Regions from separate parts of the Homo sapiens genome. Here region 2 is linked to region 1. A link is a contact called in ENCODE Hi-C or POLR2A ChIA-PET data. All regions are on one chromosome and are shown on one strand. The core of a region is the stretch at or near the end of the contact, and the rest is flanking DNA. Distances in the headings are between cores, read along the strand shown.

Evidence for each region. Hi-C counts contacts between places; a loop is a spot of excess contacts on that map. ChIA-PET counts read pairs that join two places held with the same protein, here RNA polymerase II (POLR2A). Pooled maps may share reads with other maps.
Region 2: a map of naive thymus-derived CD4-positive, alpha-beta T cell shows a loop between it and region 1 (9-fold over the local background). The contact joins two enhancer-like sites. A Hi-C loop is called at or near these places in 1 of 168 maps with a recorded cell type or tissue (naive thymus-derived CD4-positive, alpha-beta T cell) and 9 of 50 pooled maps. POLR2A ChIA-PET finds 5 or more read pairs at or near these places in 1 of 52 experiments (activated T-cell).

Annotation. Positions count from the first base shown.
Region 1 is chr13:48,593,323-48,600,416 of GRCh38, reverse strand. It overlaps LOC105370202 (a long non-coding RNA gene), which reads right to left. Exons shown (of 3, transcript XR_941958.4): 3 at 857-1,115. Among named protein-coding and RNA genes, the nearest start is that of LINC01077, 6.3 kb to the right of the region's middle. Within about 2 kb of position 4,261, at least 2 of the 41 ENCODE cell types and tissues checked have a DNase peak (open chromatin) inside an H3K27ac peak, as active enhancers do.
Region 2 is chr13:49,604,151-49,611,244 of GRCh38, reverse strand. No RefSeq gene overlaps it. Among named protein-coding and RNA genes, the nearest start is that of ARL11, 21 kb to the left of the region's middle. RefSeq lists an enhancer at 4,140-4,359. Within about 2 kb of position 4,049, at least 4 of the 41 ENCODE cell types and tissues checked have a DNase peak (open chromatin) inside an H3K27ac peak, as active enhancers do.

The DNA of each region.
Region 1 (7,094 bases), core at 3,012-5,511:
TGAGTATTTGAACTGGCTAATTCAACCATTCTCTCCCTAAGGAAAAATAATATAATTTGGGAAGCCACCTCCTTTAACTGTGAGTCCATATAGGGCCCTTATTATGTCACTCCAACCCCTAGCACAGTGAATAATCACACAGAGAGTTATTTTTTCGTAGAAGATAGGCTCCATGAGGGCAGGCGTTGCCTGTCTTGTTCACTGCTATATCCCAGGCTCCTAAAAGAGTGCCTGCCACATACTAGGTTCTCAATGGGTGTTTGTTGAAAGAATGAATACTTGAAGAGTTCTTTAATCAGCACAAAGTTAGGACAAATAAATTTTGTTTTATTGCCCTGTTGCTATTGAAAAGCTTATATGAAGTGATACAACCAACTCTGTTAAGAGAATGCAGCTGCCAAGCAGATGTTAAGGCCATGCCCCCGACTCCTGACTGGCATCTTCTTCATTGGGTGGTATTGAAAACACTGACATTTTGCTCTTTGACCTCCCTTTCACTCTGGAGATCTGCTGGTTGGCACATTCTTTCTTGAGACAAAGTGCTAGCCAGTTGTAATTTTCTCAGTTGTACTTACCTTCTGATCACTCCTCCCCATGACTACACCTTGGCATCCTGGTCACCCTGCTTGAAAGGGGTGAGCTGAAGACTTGCCAGCTGCACATCTGTACTTCTTGGAGGGAGTCCTATTCTACACATGTTGATTCATCCTTGCTTCCTCCACAAAGGGCAACTGAGTGTCCTGGTAGCCTAACCATAGTCTGTAGCAAGTGTAGGGGTGAAACGGTAATGCCTGTCCTCACTCATTGCAAGGTCCCCAGCTAACACCCCTATGATGAAAGACAGATTCACAAGAAAAAAGTATAACAAATTTATTTAACAAAGTTTTATGTAATACAGGAGCCTTCCGAAACAAAAGACCCAAAGACCCAGAGAAAACTTTTTTTTTAATGCTTAGGTTTGATGAAGACTGTACTGCCATGTAGAAATGTGATTGGACAAAAAGGACATGTCCCAATGGTAATAAGCTGAGATGGGAATCCATCATGGCTTGTTTGTTTAGCTTCTTCTTGGCCTCTTGCATAACATTTCTTTCTCCAGGATAAGGCAGGATCACCTGTCAAATGAGAGTTTTAAGGGGAGAAGAAAGGTCAGAGACTGACATTTTTAGGTTTATGGTTTGCTTTGGGAAAGAGGGGTTCTAGTTTCTATGACCTGCTGTGGGAAAGAAATGAAAGAAAGAGAAAGGAGAGTGGGAGAAGCTCAGAAAGAACATCTTGCTTCTGAGGCCCTTCCAATCTCCCTCAGTGCAAAGTATTCAGCATACCAAAGTGCTATACTTGAGGTTCTCATGTTCTGATTCCCAACACAAACATTCAGAGGGAGTTGTGGAAAGAGCAGGCAATTGGAAGTACAAATGAAACGGGGGAGTTCCCTGACCCCCCTTGCAGGACGTGTGATGGGTGTGGCTCATCCATTTGGCCATCTTGCTCTCAAACCCCTTATGGGAGCAGGAACATGCAGACAGGCAGGTGTAGGAGCTGGGGCAAGCACTTTTGGCCTCCGGCCCCATGGTTGCATCTAGGGGTGGGTGCCTGTGACTCCCGAAGCCCAAGTGGGCATGTGTTACAGTGCGCTCTTTCACCCTTGCTGTCCATGGATGGCTTAAGTGTTAAACAGCTCAGTGGACCCTCTGCCTTTTTGCAAGGGCAGAGGGCCAGTGTGACAGTTTTCTGTATTCCGAGCTCTTGTCCAGTGTCCAGGAAAAATAAGGTCACGCCTGGACTTAAAGGATGGCAAACGTGGGAGTTTTACTGAGTGGTGGAGGTGGCTCTCAGTGGGATGGATGGGGAGCTGGAAGGGGGATGGAATGGGAAGATGATCGTCACCTGGAGTTTGGCCATGCAGTGGCCAATCTCCTCTCCTACTGTCCCCAGCCTAGCTCCTCTTGACATTAAGAAGCTCCTTCTCTTCTCTCCTTCTCTGCTCTTCTGTTTGTCTGCTTGTGGAGCCTGGGGTTAGGGTTTATAAGGGTACAGGATAGGTGGGTGTGGTGGGCCAAAAGGCAACTTTTGGGTGTGAAAACAGGAATACCTGTTCCCACGTAGGACTGAAGGTTTCCAAGATTGAGGGTGGGGCTTTTGCCAGGGAGCCACCCTCTTCTACCTAGTATTTCCCTGTTTGCTGTCTGTATCCTTTATCCTTGCACTCCATCTCCAAAATGTGGGGCCCTCCTGAGCCACTAGCTCTCAGGTCTACCCATTCACTGCAAATTCCAATTAACATGTGCATAATGCCTTAGAGTTTATTAACACTCTACACACTTTTCCTATTGCAATTCCCCTGTCATAATAAATTGGCTCTAACTGGGTAGTGGGCAAGAAGAACTCATGGGGTGGTTACAAATACAAATTTAATTTAAAAATTGTGATATAACTATATTAGTAGCTGGGGGAGGGAGGAGAAATAAGGTGGAGAATGTTAAGACAGCTAAATCTTCATCTGCCATAATAGAACAACAATAGCTACTGTCTGGAACTGACAAGTTGGGAAATAGCAATATGTGTATATTCCTTAGAAATATGGAGTTAAATACCAGAAAAAAATAGAAAGGGTTTAGAAGGTTAAAAGAGGTTGCCTTCAAGGAACAGGAATAAGGAGACAGAAAGACAGAAATGTGAAGCAAGAAACCACCATTATTTGTGTGTAGGGGAGGAGAAAATAATTTTTTCTCTACCTTTTCTGAGTTTTTTGTTAGGACAGACCCCTGTACCGAAATTAATAAGAGAAAAAAAACAAGTTTATTAATATGTATATCTCATGTATACAAGGGAGATAGCCAGGGAATGAATAATTCTTGAGAGCAGATCTCAAATAGGTAGCTTTGACTTCAAGCTTAAAAACCATCCTTTGCTAAAACAGAGAGGGAAGGGTATGGAGAAGGCCAGTTACGAGGAGACAGCCAGGAAAGCACCTGAAACCAGGGTGAGGTTTGCGATGCAGATTTAAATCCATGCCTTTTTCATTGATAAGAGTTTCTAGTGATTTAGAGTCATTCTTCTCTTCCTGTTGCAGACAGGAAGACACCCTTATGTATGGAGATCTCCTTTATAGACATAAACTTTCCTTACAAAAGGGTAACTTCTACTGTTGTTTTCAGAGATTCTCCTCTGCTGCAGTTTCTCAAAATAATCAGCTCAAAATAATCCTCATGCTAAAGAGGCATATTTGGGGGTGGCATGTTTCTGGTCTCCTAAAGTCATAGGAGAATTCAGGACATGTCCTGAATCCCATCATTTGTCTTAAGTCTTTTACTACTATTTGACATATATATGGCAAATATATATATACATGTTAACGGAAAGGCATCCAGATCCAGACCCCAATAGAGGGTTCTTGGATCCTGAGCAAGAAAGAATTTGGGGCAAGTCCACAGAGTAAAGTGAAAGCAAGTGTATTAAGAAAATAAAGAAATAAGGAAAGGCTACTCCGTAGGCAGAGCAGCCCTGACAGCTACTGGTTGCCCATTTTTATGGTTATTTCCTGATGACATGTTAAACAAGGGGTGGATTATTCATGCCTCCTCTTTTTAGACTATATAGGGTAACTGCCTGATGTTGCCATGGCATTAGTAACTGTCATGGCACTGGTGGGAGGTTAGCAGTGAGGACGACCAGGGGTCACTCTCATCACCATCTTGGTTTTGGTGGGTTTTGGCCGGCTTCTTTACTGCAACCTGTTTTATCAGCTAGGTCTTTATGACCTGTATCTTGTGCCGACCTCCTACCTCATCCTGTGACTTAGAATGCCTAACCTCCTGGGAATTCAGCCCAATAGATCTCAGCCTTATTTTACCCACTCCTATTCAAGATGGAGTTACTCTGGTTCGAATGCTTCTAACACACACACAAGTGTATACACACACATACGTGTGTATTTGTGCTTACATATATGTGTATATGTTTGTATACACATATATCCATACCTTTTCTTGATAAAAGTTAAAAATGAACAAAGAAGGCTAGGGTATGCAATGCATGATAAGGAAATTTTCATCAAAAATAGCTAGTGTCGACAAGCAACCACTTTAGATTTAAGATGCAACCTTCAGCTCTCTGAAAAATGCTCTGACGTGGTCCTCTTCACTCCCACACTGAAGTCAGCATGGCTTACCATACTCACTACACAAATCTCCTTTCAGGCTCCACCTGTTCCATTACCTGAGCAAACAACAGCAAGCAGCAACCCATGCTGCCAACTCACTCTCTGAGGTGAGTTCCAGAACCTACAGGGTGGCATTATCACATTCTTGGGCTGACAGCACTTTTGCCTCCGTGGCTCCCTCTTCATTAAAAAAAAAAAAATTAAAAATTGTATTTGAAACAACTGTATTGGTTTAAAAATTGACATAGTCTAGATTCATTATTAGGTATTCATTAATATTCTATTTTTTCTTCTGATTTTGAAAGTAATTAAAACACTTTCATGGGTCCCTAAAAGTCTCATGGGCTCTAGGCACAGTGCCTGCTCCACCTAATGGGGAAATTGGCCCTGAGAACCTGAGGCAGGAAGAAGGGACAGATCAGCAAAGCACTCTGCCACCCTCTGCAGGTCCTGGTAGAAAAGTATCAAAAGCAAAGAAATAATAAAACCCTACTGGGGCAAAGTCATCCTTACATCAGCTGGTATTTGTTAGGGAGTTGTCAGGTGCAACTTGCAAAAACATCTTGTCAAATGTCCACAGCTTTCCTGTGAGGTGACTCTCACGTCCACAGATATCCAGTGGCCCCAGAGGTTAGGTTTCATGTCTCAGTTCACCCACGCCATTCATGGCAGCCCAGGAATGTGTAACCACTCAGTCTGGCTCTTCCCTGCCTGTCAAGGAGGTGAGGCCGTAGGGTGTGGGGTGGGTGGTACACCTGCTCCCTGTCACCCTCCGAGTCCTCCCTTCCACACCCACACTCTGCCTTGCATGGAAATTAAACATCAGTGACTAATAAATTTGAAGTCAAAATCTAATGTGCTTTTTTTCACTCGCATCCGTGTGAAGAGACCACCAAACAGGCTTTGTGTGAGAAACAAGGCTGTTTATTTCACCTGGGTGCAGGCGGTCTGAGTCTGAAAAGAGAGTCAGCGAAGGGGAGATAAGGGTGGGGCCGTTTTATAAGATTTGGGTAGGTAAAGGAAAATTACAGTCAAAGAAGGGTTGTTCTCTGGCGGGCAGGAGTGGGGGTCACAAGGTGCTCAGTGAGGGAGCTTTTTGAGCCAGGATGAGCCAGGAGAAGGAATTTCACAAGGTAATGTCATCAGTTAAGGCAAGGACCGGCCATTTTCATTTCTTTTGCGGTGGAATGTCATCAGTTAAGTCAGGAACAGGCCATTTTCACTTCTTTTGTGATTCTTCAGTTACTTCAGGCCATCCGGGCATATACGTGCAGGTCACAGGGGATGTGATGGCTTAGCTTGGGCTCAGAGGCCTGACACTTTAACAATTCCATAAATGTGCTTTCCTTTGCCTCTACAAAGATCAGACTTTTTGTGACATTTTCCCCCTTCTGTTTTAGTTCTTTCAGGCTGTGCATTCTGTTTAGTTCATTACAAAAATATCATAAACTGGCTTGTTTATAAACAACAGAAGTTTATTTCCCACGGTTCTGGAGCTGGGAAGTCTAAGATCAGGGTGCCAGCTGATTCAGTGTCTGCTGAGAGACCATTTCCCGGTTCGTAGACGACTGTTTTCTCACTGTGCCCTCACATGGAGGAAGCGGGGAGGGAGCTCTCTGGAGTCTCTTTTATAAGGGTGCTAATCCCATCTGTGAGGACTCCACCCTCATCACCTAATCACCTCCCAAAGGCCCTACCTCCAAATACCATCACCTTGGGGGTTAGGATTTAAACATATGAATTTTGGGGGGACACATTTAGTCCATCGCATGTTCAAATCTGAAATATTCCTTAGTGGCATCCCTGTGTTCCTGTCCTGTTAGTGTTGTGCTGCTGACCTGGGTGGCAAAGGCTAAGCCTCTGCTCCAGCTGGTCCATTTTGCAAATGCTGTACTGTGAGTATTGCATTTGCACAGTCAGGGTCCCCTTTCCCCTGAAAATTCAAATGAGGCCACAGACAGCTGGCAATTTCAACTCCACCTCATTTTCCCCAGCTCTTACTCATTTCTGTGCCTGAAAGGGACTGAATGGGTGGGGGAAGGTGACAATTTGCATTTATATAGAATCCCAGCTTTAAGTTAATTAATCAAAACACTAAGCTACCCTGACAAATCCTTCAGGGAAAGCAGAAAGCTAAACCCTGCTGCACCTTGTTTGAAATAATGATTCAGGCTGCGGCAAAATCTCACAACAGGCCCCCTGAAGCTCGCGACCTACCACCTGCGGAAAATCTTTCTGCAGGAGGACTTCATTCACTTATCCCGACAAGATGATCTTCCTTTCCACTTTTCCTATCTCACCTCTGTACCCACTCCCCAGGCAAAAACACTCCATAATTAAAGAGAGAAAATATGCTCAAGAGGAACAGAGATGTTTCCTGAAGTAAATAAGAAAAGTAAAACAATCCATGAAGGGCTGGGTTGCACGCCTGCCCTCAGGTGGGTTGAGGCAGAGTGCCAGGCCCCAGGCAGTGGACACACACCAAGCAAGCATGACACTAGCAATCACACCCTTTGGGTTCCTTACGACACACTGTGGGAGGCTGTGAGGAAACCATCGAGGGAAGAACAGGCAGACCTGATGCAGAAATTCGATAAAAGATAGAATTCACCAGGACATTAACATATGCAATGAATATTGGGGTGGGACCCAAACTGTCCCTGGAGTAATTACCTTAGGGGAATAGGATGGAGAAGGAGGTGCAGGCATTCTTCACTTTATATTCTTCTGGAGGTTTGTACGGCTGGCCCTTGAATAACATGGTTTGAATTGCACTTTTATGCAGGTTTTTTCAATAAAAGTTACACTGAGTGTGCTGCCTCTCCTGCCTCTCCTTCCACCTCCTCCACCTCTTCCACTTTTGCCACCCTTGAGACAGCAAGACCAATCCCTCCTTCTCCCCCTCCTCTTCCTCAGCCTGTTCAACGTGAAG
Region 2 (7,094 bases), core at 2,800-5,299, 1.0 Mb before region 1:
CTGGTATGGCTGTGGTTTTCTGCCACTAGAGCTGGAGGGTGTTGGGGAGTGACCCCCTGCTTAGGGGTCACAAACTCTTAGTTTTTACCTGATGCAGTATCCGTCATTCAAGAGTAAACCCTTCTCAAGAGTCATCTAACAAAAACACCAACAAATAGTTGTTTTTAAGAAATTTGTCCAGTTTTTATAATCATTATCTATGGAAGAAATTGCCCAATGTCTTCTATGATACTATTCCTAGAAATTCTGCCCTTTAGTGAACTTTAGACATTTTCTCCATATAGCCTTTATGTATTTTTAAACTTTATTACTAAGTATTTTAGGGTTTTTACTGTTATTGGTAATGGCGCTTTTGTCTAAATACATTTTCTAATTAGTTATTAATTTTTATATGTCTTTCCTATATTAAATTAAACTTATACTGAACTCTTCTTTGTTCTAATTGTTTTTTTAGTGGATTCTCTTGACTTGTCTATGGAGACAATCATTGTCTGCAAACGATGGTCGTGTTTAATTCCTTCCAACATTAGGCCTCCCGTTTCATTTACTTATTGGTCCATAAGTTCTAGTTGAATATTAAATAACAGCAGTGACAGAGGGCATACTTTCCTAATCCTTGTCTGTTTTTGTTACTATTGCTGTGAAGCAAATTACCTCAAAATTTAGTGGCTTAAAACAATTATTTTGTTTTGCTTATGATTTTGAGGGTCAGGATTTCAAGAAGGGCTAGATCACATTGTTCTCACTTAGGGTATCTCAAGCAGCTGCAGTCAGATGTCAGCTGGGGATGAAGTCACCTGACGGTTCACCTAGGCTGGATGTCCAGAATGGCTCACTCACATGGCTGACAGTTGATGCTGCTGTCAGCTGGGGGCTCAGTGAGACTAGCAACTGGAGTGCTTACAGATGGCCTCTACATGTTAGTTGGCCTCTTTCCAACATGGCATTCTCAGGGTAGTCAGACCACTTATGTGGAGGCTCAGGGATCTGAGACCAAGTATTCCAGTGAACAAGTAGGAATCTGTGTCACCTTTTCTGACCTAGCCTGAGAAGCCACACTTCTCAGTGTGTACCACTTATTCTGCATTTTATTGTTTGCAAGCAAATCGTTAAGTCTATCCGAATTCAAAGGGAGGGTACAAAGATGCCACCTCTCAATGGGTGGGGTGCCAAAGAATTTGTGACCATATTTTGTAAAAATCCATACATCACTTCAGTGGTGATGTTTCTAATGTTTTACCATTAAATGTAATATTTTCTCTAGGTTCTTGACAGATATCCTTTATAAGTTTGAGGACCCCTTAAATTCAATTATGAGCACATACAAAGAAACAGCAGTTGCCATTTGTTTTTCCTCATATACAAAGGAATATAATTCATGGAGAAGACTTGGGGAAAATTTATATTGTAAGATTTGTGAAATCTGGCTACATAGGTAAAGGTTAGTATACAATAGCAAATAATATTTAAGGATGTTATATTTTAGTCTGGAATATTTTAGAACATAAGTGGGATATTATTTTTTATCAATTGTAATTCAGTTAATATTTAGCAATAACTTGGCCAGGCACAGTGACTCACACCTGTAATCCCAGCACTCTGGGAAGCCAAGACAGGAGAATTGCTTGAAGCCAGGAGTTTGAGACCAGCCTGGGCAACATAGTGAGATCCTGTCTCTACAAAAACAATTTTTTTTTTAGTCAGGCATGGTGGCACACACCTGTAGTCCCAGGTAGGCTGTAGTCTCAGCTAGGCTGAGGTGGGAGGATCACTTGAACCCAGGAGGTAGAGGCCACCATGAGCTATGATCATGCGAGCAAGACCTTGCCTCTTAAAAAAAAAAAAGCAATATCCATCACATATTGCAAAGAGATGATTAGAGAAAAGAATGTAAGAAATTTCTTACAGAAACAATACATTTATTTTATATGGAAAGGAACCATTTTTCCTTTAAATAGGGAATCTAGACAATATTCATCTAAATAGCACATTTAATTTCACTAAAACCTCAGATCCCACTATAGAATCCTGCTGAGCTAGTTTAGATTAGACCATATGGTGAGCTCTTTAAGAAAAAGGAAGTGATCTCTTTCCTAAGCCCATACATACTACTTCAATGATAAGGAAGGCTGATTTGTAACACATAGGCCAAAGAGAAGAATGAACAAGAACCAGAGATGTGTCCCAGTCTCTAGAGCTGGGCTGAGTCAGGCCATCTGCACCTGACCTTTCTAGAACAAGGAGTGATGAGGCTTCTAGGGAAGCTATCACTGGGCCCATCATATCTGGTTACATGGTGATCAGAATGGAGATGATAAATGCTCTAAATGGAAGGCACAGCATGTCCTAAAAGATGAAAGGTTTACATAATATAGGCTTATTCATATACTTTTGGCCCCTGGGAACCACAGCCTTGGGACATATATACCCATGCTTGCGAAAATGTGGAAGCTGGGGAGGTGAGAAGGTAGTGAAAAAGCTGGAGTGTGAAGAAGTTTGGGTTTCCATAGACACCCCCTCTTTTCAAACCTTTTTTCAATTTAACCACAGTCACTGGATTAAATGAATCAATTTAGTTAGGTGGAAATAACAAGTTTATATATCAGTGTAAAAAAGGAACATAAAGAAAAGGATGATGTGGGTTTTTTTTTTCACCCTCAAGTAAATACAATTTTTCCCTTTTAATTGCTTTCTACAGTGAAATCAGGTGAGTTATAGTTGACATTTTATGTGTAATAGATATTTCAGAGTTTGCAGTGGTAGAAAAAGAAAGAAGTAGTAATAGGACCAAAGAAAAAAAGGAACATTTAATAACTGTATCAGAATGTGAGTACTGCTGCCTCCACCCACCAATCATTAGAAGCAAGTGTTAGAAGCAGCAGCTATACCAAGGCCAGGCACAGTGGCTTATGCCTGTAATCCCAGCTCTTTGGGAGGCTGAGGTGGGCAGATCTCTTGAGGCCAAGAGTTCGACACCAACCTGGCCAACATGGTAAAACCCCTCTATTAAAAATACAAAATTAGCCAGGTGTGGTGGCACGCACCTGTAATCTCAGCTACTCGGGAGGGTGAGGCAGGAGAATTGCTTGAACCTGGGAGGTGGTCAGGAGGCTGAGGTGGGAGAATTGCTTGAACCCAGGAGGTGGAGGTTGCAGTGAGCTGAGATTGCACCACTGCACTCCTGGCTGGGCAACAGAGTGAGACTTCGTCTTAAAAAATAAATGAATAAATACATAAAAATAGACGCAGCAGCAATACCAGACTTCCTCTTAGCCACCTGCTAGACCTATAGTCTTGCAAACAACTTCCGATGTCATTCCTGTCTTGATAAATGTAGAGAGAGTTCTGGGAAACGTCAGCCTGGCATGCTAGAACATAGTGAGCTTATACGGTGTTAAAACTCTAGGAAACTGTTAAGTTCTGACTCTCCTTCCATGAGGGTTTTTCATCCATTTTTGGCAGTCCTTCACACTACCTGTTTCCATTCCAAGGAATTCTGCCTCTTATTTTTTTATTTTTTATAGCGACAAGGTCTCACCCTGTTGCCCAGGCTGGTCTCAAATTCCTGGGCTCAAGCAATCCTCCCACCTCAGCTTCCCAAAGCACTGTGATTACAGGCATGACCCACCACACCTGGCCGGAATTCTGCCTTCTAATCTGGCTCATTGACCAACTTTTGAGTGAACTGAGATAAATCCTACAAATTGCTGAGTTTGTTTCCATGTTTGTGATGCACTGAAGTAGTCCTCTTGTGAATGTGCCTGGATCATATTATAAATGTTGTGGTCACTCCTGTAGCCAGTTTGGAAATATTGCAATAATTTCAGAATTGAAGAAATGTATCTTGAAATTAAAAACTACTTAAACCTATAGAATACACCTGGGTATTAATTTCTTATTAGACAGCATTAAATCTAGATTGGTTAGTAAGTGAACCAGAGGCAACCAAGTAAATGAGAATGAACCTTTAACTGATGCTAGGTTTGGGCCCGCGCCACATGGTGGCAGGCTTGCTCTGTGAAGTACTTCCTCTTCAGGACCAACAAACAATAGTGTTCCTAAACGCCATAAAGCTTTCCTCCAAGCCGTGACTCAGGGACCAAGGCTCCTTTCATTCTGTGGCCCCGCCATCTTCAACAAGCGGTTTCCAGGGTCTTTGCAGAAGGAGAAAGAACAAGAAGGACCACCGTGGGAGATCTGTGTGTGATCCCAGGAAAACAAACTTCATCAAGAAACAAGTTTCTGCTTTTCTTTTCTTTTCTTTTTTTTTTGACAGAGTCTCTGTAGCCCAGGCTGGAGTGCAGTGGTGCGATATCGGCTCACTACAACCTCCATCTCCCGGGCTCAAGCAATTCTTGTGCCTCAGCCTCCCGAGCAGCTGGGATTACAGGCATGCACCACCAAACCCAGCTAATTTTTGTATTTTAACTAAAGATGGGTTTTCGCCATGTTAGCCAGGCTGGTCTCGAACTCCTGACTTCAGGCGATCTGCCCTCCTCAGCCTCCCAAAATGCTGGGATTACAGGTGTGAGCCACTGCGCCCTTCAAGAAACAAGTTTTAATGCTAGTATTTAACTACATTAAATCACATTAAACTACATGGTTTAGGAAATTAATTTTTAGAAAGAATAACATAAGTTATTAAGTTGTGAAGATTGTATTTTCTTTTTTTTATTTTTATTTTTATTTTTGAGACAGAGTCTTGCTCTGTCCCCCAGGCTGGAGTGCAGTGGTGTGATCTTGGCTCACTGAAGCCTCTACCTCCTGGTTTCAAGTGATTTTCCTGTCTCAGCCTCCCGAATAGCTGGGATTACAGGCGCCCACCACCATGCCTGGCTAATTTTTTTTTTTGAGACGGAGTTTCACTCTTGTTGCCCAGGCTGGAGTGCAATGGCATGATCTTGGCTCACTGCAACCTCCGCCTCCCAGGTTCAAGTGATTCTCCTGCCTCAGCCTCCCAAGTAGCCGGGATTACAGGCATGTGCCACCACACCTGGCTAATTTTTTTTTTGTATTTTTAGTAGAGACGGGGTTTCTCCATGTTGGCCAGGCTGGTCTTGAACTCCTGACCTCAGGTGATCCACCCGCCTTGACCTTCCAAAGTGCTGGGATTACAGGTGTGAGCCACCGTGCCTGGCCTAATTTTTGTATTTTTAGTAGAGACGGGGTTTCACCATATTGGCCAGGCTGGTCTTGAACTCCTGACCTCAAGTGGTCCGCCCACCTCGGCCTCTCAAAGTGCTGGGATTACAGGCCCACTGCGCTCGGCCAAGATTGCATTCTCTTTAAAAAAATGTTACTTTACATCGTATGGTACATAGGCAGCAATGATTTAACCTTCAGTAGAACATTCCGCCTCTAAATCTCAGTATCATCTTCTCCAAAATGATGGGTTTGTATTTACTTAAAGTTCCATAATTATCATACCCCTCTTACAATTAAAAAAGGCTTAAATATTCTTCTTCAGTAAAAGGAATATCAGTCATGTTACAGTAGCTTTTTAAAGAATATGGTTTCTGGAGTTGGACTGCCTAGGTTTGAGTTTGAGTTCTGCCATTTATTAACTGTGAGGTATTAGGTATGGTACTCAGCCTATCAAAATTTCAGTTTCTTTCCAGGCATGGTGGCTCACACCTGTAATCTCAGCACTTTGGGAGACCCAGGTGGGCAGATGGTTTGAGTTTAGGAGTTAGAGACCAGCCTATGCAACATGGTGAAACTCCGTCTTTACAAAAAATAAAAAAATTAGCCAGGCACAGTGGCATGCACTTATAGTCCTAGCTACCAGGGAAGCTGAGATAGGAGGATTGCTGAAGCCTGGGAGGTCAAGGCTGCAATGAGCCATGAGCAAGACCCTGTCTCAAAAAAAAGAAAAAACAAACAAAAAAAAATGCAAAACAAAAAAAACGAGACTTGATTAGTCCACATTATATACATGTAACTAAATTTCACATGTACCCCATAAATTTGTACACGTAAAAAAGATTTCAATTTCCTCATCCATAAAGTGGGATAAGTTACTGCACATATCTTATAGGGTTGTTAGGATTAAATGGGAAAAACGTATGTATGGCAGAGACTGGCCAACTGTTTACTAAACTGTTTCTTTTTCTTCCTGAGCAAACAGTTAAACCACATTTTCCATCTTCACTTAAGTTAGCTGTGGCCATGCAACTGAGTCCTGATCAGTGGAATGTGAAAGTGTTAGCAGCAGTGAATCTGTACAGGTCTGCAGCAGCCTCAATTCTTGCCACCTCAGAAGAAAGAACTTGACTGAGGGGCATAAGGCAGAGGGAGAGACTGAGGCAAGTTTTAGAGCAGGAGTGAAAGTCTTTAAAAAGTTTTAGAGCAGGAATTTTAAAAAAGTACACTTGGAAGAGGGCCAAGCAGGTAACGTGAAAGATTCAAGTGTACAGTTTGACCTTTGACTCGGGGCTTTATACACTGGCATGCTTCCAGTGGGTAACATCTCTTCTCCCAGTTCTTCCTTTGGGGTGGGCTGTCTGCATTCGCACTGGCCTGCCAGCACTTGGGAGGAGCCGCATGTGCAGTGTGTTTACTGAAGCTGTGCACATGCTCACTTGAGGCGTTTTTCCCTTACCAGTTGAGTGTTCTAGAGGAAGGTCATATACTGGTTAAACTCTGCCATTTTGCCTTAGTTTTCATGCTTGAGCCCACTCACCCAACTCCTGAGATCTTACCAGGAAGCTGCTGATCACCAGTTTCGGGTGTTTTCTATTTATTGAGAGCCTGCCTTTCTCTGGCGCTGGCTGCAACCAATTATTATTTTAGAGAGACAGTTAACAACCGCCTGACCATTACCTGATGGTTTCCTGACATTCCTGGTTGTGGTAGGGGGGTGCTTTCCTGCCCTGCTCATGTCTGCCTACTACCTACTGTAACAAAAGGAAGAGAAGCGTGCTATTTCCAGGCTAAGCTCACACGCAGCTCTCCCACGGTGGTCCTCCTTGTTCTTTCCCCTTCTGCAAAGACCCTGGAAGCCACTTGTTGAAGATGGCAGGGCCACAAAATGAAAGGAGCCTTGGTCCGAGAGTCATGGTTTGGAGGAAAGCTTTATGCCTTTAGGAATACTA